Linked DNA regions of Homo sapiens: region 2 is linked to region 1. Evidence: chromatin contacts called from ENCODE Hi-C or POLR2A ChIA-PET data. All regions are on one chromosome and are shown on one strand. Each heading gives the region's core, a stretch centred on a gene start or an enhancer-like site at or near the end of the contact. The rest is flanking DNA. Distances are from core to core; before and after follow the strand shown. Region 1 overlaps KPNA6 (karyopherin subunit alpha 6). Region 2 holds the start of IQCC (IQ motif containing C).

Region 1 (3,081 bases), core at 355-2,854:
TATTTTTTATTTTTTTTGAGACGGAGTCTTGCTCTGTTGCCCAGGCTGTAGTGCAGTGGCGTAATCTCGGCTCACTGCAACCTCCGCTTTCCAGGTAGAAGCAATTCTCCTGCCTCAGCCTCCCAAGTAGCTGGGATTACAGGTATGCACCACCATACCCGGCTAATATTTGTATTTTTAGTAGAGACAGAGTTTCACCATGTTGTCCAGGCTGGTCTTGAACTCCTGACCTCAGGTGATCTGCCCGCCTTGGCTCCCCAAAGTGCGGGGATTACAGGTATGAGTCACCATGCCCGGCCCAGTGGTGTCTTTTAAAGCATTAAAGTGTTTTGTTTTGTTTTGTTTGAGACAGTATCTCACTCTGTTGCCCAGGCTAGAGTGCTGTGGTGTGATCACAGCTCACTACAGCCTCAACCGCAAGGGCTCAGGCAATCCTCCCACCTCCCAGGTAGCTGGGACTATAGGCACATGCCCCCATGTCTGGCTTTTTGTATTTTTTATAGAAATGGGGTTTTGCCATGTTGCCCAGACTGGTCTCAAACTCCTGGGCTCAAGTGATCTGCCTGCCTCAACCTCCCAAAGTGGGAACACAGGCGTGAGCCACCATTTCCAGTCAGTGCAGCCATTTTATTTTAAAAATATGGGGTCCCAGCCCAGCGTGGTGGCTCAAGCCTGTAATCCCAGCACTTTGGGAGGCCGAGGCGGGCAGATCACAAGGTCAGGAGATCGAGACCATCCTGGCTAACACGGTGAAACCCCGTCTCTACTAAAAATACAAAAAATTAGCCGGGCGTGGTGGCAGGCACCTGTAGTCCCAGCTACTCCGGAGGCTGGGACAGGAGAATGGCGTGAACCTGGGAGGCGGAGCTTGCAGTGAGCCAAGATGGCGCCACTGCACTCCAGCCTGGGCGACAGAGCGAGACTCCGTCTCAAAGAAAAAATATATACATATGGGGTCCCACTCTGTTGCCCAGGCTGGTCTCAAACTCCTGGGCTCCGGTGATCCACCTGCCCCAGCCTCCAAAAGTGTTGGGATTACAGATGTGAGCCACGGTGCCTGGCCCCAGAGTATTTTTTTAAGTGGTTGCAGGGCTGGGTGCGGGGTCTCACACCTGTAATCCCAGCACTCTGGGAGGCTAAGGCAGGCAGATCACTTGAGCCCAGGAATTTGAGACTAGCCTGGAAAACATGTTGAAACCTCATCTCTACAAAAAATACGAAAATTAGCCGGGTGTGGTGGTACACACCTGTAGTCCCAGCTACTCAGGAGGCTGAGGTAAGAGGATTGCTTGAGTCTGGGAGGTTGAGGCGGCAGTGAGCCATGATTGCACCACTGCACTGCAGCCTCGGTGACAGAGCAAGACCTTGTCTTAAAAAAAAAAAATTGTGGAGGTTAGAAAGCAGTAGGATAACAAAGTGCTGAAAGAGGCCAGGTGCAGTGGTTCATACCTGTAATCCAGCACCTTGAGAGGCCAAGGCCAGAGGATCACTTGAGCCAAGGAATTCAAAACCAGCCTAGGCAACATCACAAGACCTAGTCTCTACAAAAAAAAAAAAAAAAAAAAAAAAATTACTTGGACATGATGGCATGGGCCTGTGGTCCCAGCTGTGTGGGAGGCTGAGGTAGGAAGATTGCCTCACAAGGTCTAGGCTGCAGGGAGTTGATTGCACTACTGCATTCCAGCCTGTATGACAGAGCAAAAACCTGTCTCAAAAACAAAACAAAACAAAAAAGCAAAGTGCTGAAAGAAAAACCGTCAAGCAAGAATTCTATATCTGGCCAGGCAGCATGGGCGTGGTGGCTCACCCCTGTAATCCCAGCACTTTGGAGGCCGAGGCAGGCGGATCACTTGAGGTCAGGAGTTCGAGACCAGCCTGGCAAACGTGGTGAAACCCCGTCTCTACTAAAAATACAAAAATTAGCCAGGTGCAGCAGCCGGCATCTGTAATCCCAGCTACTGCGGAGGCTGAAGGAAGAGAATTGCTTGAGGCCAGGCGTGGTGGCTCATGCCTGTAATCCCGGCACTTTGGGAGGCTGAAGTGGGTGGATCACCTGAGGTCAGTAGTTCGAGACCAGCCTGGCCAACATGGTGAAACCTCGTCTCTACTAAAAATACAAAATTTTTTTTTTTTTGTATTTAAAAAATGGGTGGTGGGCCCCTGTAGTCCCAGCTACTGGGGAGGCCGAGGCAGGAGAATTGCTTGAACCCAGGAGGCGGAGGTTGCAGTGAGCCGAGATTGCACCATTGCGCTCCAGCCTTGGTGACAGTACAACACTTCGTCTCAAAAAAAAAAAAAAAATTCTATATCTAACAAAACTGCCCTTCTAAAATGAGGGAGAAATTAAGATATTTCCAGATAAACAAAAGCTTAGGGGGGTTGTTACCACTAAACCTGCAGTGACTTAGCCTATGATCTTAGCACTTTAGGAGGCTGAGGCAGGAAGATCACTTGAGCCCAGGAGTTCAAGACCAGCCTGGGCAACATAACAAAACCCCGTCTCTACTCAAAATACAAAAATTAGCCAGATGTGGTGCACGCCTATAATCTCAGCTACCTGGGAGGCTGAGGCAGGAGAATCGCTAGAACCCGGGAGGCAAAGGCTGCAGTGAGCTGAGACCATGCCACTGCACTCAAACCTGGGCAACAGAGCAAGAGTCTGTCTCAAAAAAAAAAAAAAAAGTGCTATAAAAAGAATGTACTGATATATGTTAAAACATGGATGAACCTCAAAATCATTATGCTAAGTGAAAGAAGCCAGTCAAAGACCACATATTGTATGGTTCTATTTAAATGAAATGTCCAGAGCAGGCAAATCTGTAAGAAATAGAAAGTACCTTAGTGATTGTTTACAGCTTAGGTGGGTGAGCATTGGGGGTGACAGCTAAAGAGTAATAGGGTTTCTTTTTTTTAATTTTATTTATTTTTTTTTTACTTTTTTTTTTTTCCTTCGAGATGGAGTCTTGCTCTATTGCCCAGGCTGGAGTGCAGTGGCACAATCTCAGCTCACCACAACCTCTGCTTTCCAGGTTCGAGCAATTTTCCTGCCTCAGCCTCCTGAGTAGCTGGGACTACAGGCAC
Region 2 (2,700 bases), core at 43-2,542, 72 kb after region 1:
TGTGGGTTCATGTCTGGGTGCTTTGGTTCCTGGGGGCATGAGGGGTGGAGAAGGTACATACTCCCAAAGCCATTCCTGGGCCCTGGGTGAAAAGGTGGGAGTGCATGGATCCAAGAGCTCTGGGCCCCTCAACCTCCCCAGAAGATAGCCCCCAGAGCATTGGGGATTTGGCCTGGTTCCCCTCCTAACAGAAGCCTCCCTTTTTCTCTTTGTTGGCAGCTGGAAGACCTCAGTAATTCTATGTATCCTTTCCAAGGAACCCGTCTATGTGTGTGTGTTCCTGAGAGGTCAGTTTCCTCCTCTCCAGCCCTCCAGGAGTATTCACACACAACCAACTTCCCCACCTCTTGCAGTCCTGTCAGATTTAGCCACAGACTGCCCAAACCCAGGTACAGGAATTTAGAATTTCCCCAAAATTAGAAGAAAAGTGGTTGTAGGGGATGTTTTACTACTGATCAAAATCTTTGTGAGTACTTTAGCTGACATCAATCATAGCAAAGCTTGTCCGATGTCCTCCTATCCTTTCAGCATTGAACAATTATTTTTACTAATTTACACTACCACCTCACCTGGTCCTCAGTCAGAAACAGCGCGAGTGCGCGCGCACACACCCCAGTGTGTCTGACCTGCACGATCTGGATGAAGAGAGAGGGGGTGAGAGAGGGCAGGCGGGGACTGCAACCTCAGTCCACAGACGGCCCGAGACCCTCGTCCCCGGCCCTTTGCACAGGTGAGGGAACTAAACCTGTGCAAGATGGGAGACCGGGGTGGGAGGAAGGACTGGTCCAAAGCGCCACGATCCTTGACGGGCACAGCCAGAAGCTGCACCTGGCCGAGAACGCCGAGCCTGAGGAGCAGTCCGCTGCGTAGGCGTCCCACGCAGGCCCACACTGCCCCTCTCATTCTCTTCAAACTGTGACTTTTTACAGACTCGGGCGGGTGTTCTGCGGCCCCCCAGGTGCTATGGGGGAGGGGGGCGTTGAATGGAATTAAACCAGAAAGAAAGCAAGCGGCTCCGTGTCCTGCTTCCCCTCCTTGCGCCTTTCCTCCCGGTCTCCGCGGAGACAGCCCTCGGTTATGGAGGTACCGCCTGCGGGATTGGAGTGCCCCTTGCGGCTGTGGGAGGGGCAGTCGGGGGCTGGGGGGACGCAGGTACGCCTGTCGCCAGGACGCCTCTACCCTGGACGGTAGGAGGTTGCCGTGGGAACGGCTGGGGCAAAGCCCACGCCCGCGCATGCTCAGGAGCGACGCCGACCAATGACGTACTTCGCAGGCGCGCGGGCGGGCCTGGCAGTTGGCGCCCATGGAGCCAGAGCTGCTGGTTCGGAAGGTGTCTGCATTGCAGGTGCGGGGGCGGGCGCGGGGTTCACAGGATTTTTCCTTTAGGGAAATCATGGGGTCTCGTACCTGGACCTCCCAGCGAGATGCTACCACGTTCAGTCCCCTAACTGCGCGCCAACCTCTGGAGATACCGGCTGTCCCCAACCGCGCTGAGGAAAGCTGGGACCCACGGACTCCCTGCCCTGCGCGTCCCCACTCCCACCACACGCTCGCGCCGGATCAGGGAAACGGGAAGAGCCTTAAGGCGAGGAGGGGCATCCAGTCTGGCATCGTCCCTCGAGCCCCCCGGAGCCCTAGCGCACAGCCCACCTATCCTTTCCCCGCCGTCAGGTCCCCTCTTGCATTCGCCGGGACGACCTCTTCAGGACAGTCCTCCGAGATGCCCCCTCTCTTACCGTGATAAGGGACTTCTTTCCTCTCGTTCTCCATACCAGGCCTGCGTCCGGGGCTTCTTGGTCCGACGCCAGTTCCAGAGCCTGCGAGCTGAGTATGAGGCGATTGTACGAGAGGTCGAGGGCGACCTGGGCACGCTTCAGTGGACCGAGGGCCGCATTCCCAGGCCGCGATTCCTCCCAGAGGTAGAACACACCTAGGAGAGAAGGGAAGGAGGGACTTGGGCAGGGTGGAACCCACCCTTCCCAGTGATAAGCTTTTCTCACTGGAAGAGGCAGTAGACTCACCTCCTCACACCCCACTCCTTAACCCTCACCAACTTGTCTGCTAGATCATGGTGCCCAGATACTTGGAAGGGTTTAGCCCTGGGGCTCTCACATCTCTCTTGTTTCTCAGAAGGCAAAATCCCATCAGACCTGGAAAGCAGGAGACAGGGTAGCAAATCCAGAGCAGGGGCTGTGGAACCACTTCCCATGTGAAGAGTCTGAGGGAGAGGCCACCTGGGAGGAGATGGTGCTGAAGAAGTCAGGAGAGAGCTCAGCAAATCAAGGAAGCCTCTGCAGAGATCACAGCTCCTGGCTTCAGATGAAGCAGAACAGGAAACCCAGCCAAGAGAAGACCAGAGACACGACAAGGATGGAGAATCCAGGTACCTCTCTGCAAAGATCAGGGCAAGCCCCTGACCCTCACTGTGCCTCAGCCTCCCATCTGAAGAGTGAAAGGCTTGCGCTAGATAAGCTGCATCCCTTTCCCGTCTTCCCTCTGCCGGGATAGGGCCACCACATGGTTGGGCAGTGCAGGGGAGGGAGTTTCCAAAGTCTAAGGCTAGGCCATTTCCCAGGGTCTGGTCCCTCAAGGTTTTCTCCTTCCTTTCTTCCCTCCTTCACAGAAGCCACAGATCAAAGACTGCCCCACAGCCAACCTCAGCTTCAAGAGCTTCAGTACCACCGCAGCCACTTGGCCATG

What was found. Hi-C counts contacts between places; a loop is a spot of excess contacts on that map. ChIA-PET counts read pairs that join two places held with the same protein, here RNA polymerase II (POLR2A). Pooled maps may share reads with other maps.
Region 2: POLR2A ChIA-PET joins it to region 1 with 12 read pairs in T-cell. The contact joins the promoter of IQCC here to the enhancer-like site in region 1. A Hi-C loop is called at or near these places in 2 of 50 pooled maps. POLR2A ChIA-PET finds 5 or more read pairs at or near these places in 14 of 52 experiments (A549, AG04449, BJ and 10 more).

What each region holds. Positions count from the first base shown.
Region 1 is chr1:32,131,972-32,135,052 of GRCh38, forward strand. All of the region lies in intron 1 of KPNA6 (karyopherin subunit alpha 6), which reads left to right. Among named protein-coding and RNA genes, the nearest start is that of KPNA6, 25 kb to the left of the region's middle. Within about 2 kb of position 1,605, at least 7 of the 41 ENCODE cell types and tissues checked have a DNase peak (open chromatin) inside an H3K27ac peak, as active enhancers do; they include HCT116 and PC-3, where a contact is called at or near this core.
Region 2 is chr1:32,204,379-32,207,078 of GRCh38, forward strand. IQCC (IQ motif containing C) reads left to right here and starts at 1,293. Exons shown (of 5, transcript NM_018134.3): 1 at 1,293-1,345; 2 at 1,776-1,919; 3 at 2,131-2,383; 4 at 2,624-2,700. The coding sequence starts at 1,304. CCDC28B (coiled-coil domain containing 28B) reads left to right here. Exons shown (of 6, transcript NM_024296.5): 4 at 1; 5 at 220-242; 6 at 816-1,009. The coding sequence ends at 870. RefSeq lists enhancers at 280-781, 1,231-1,450.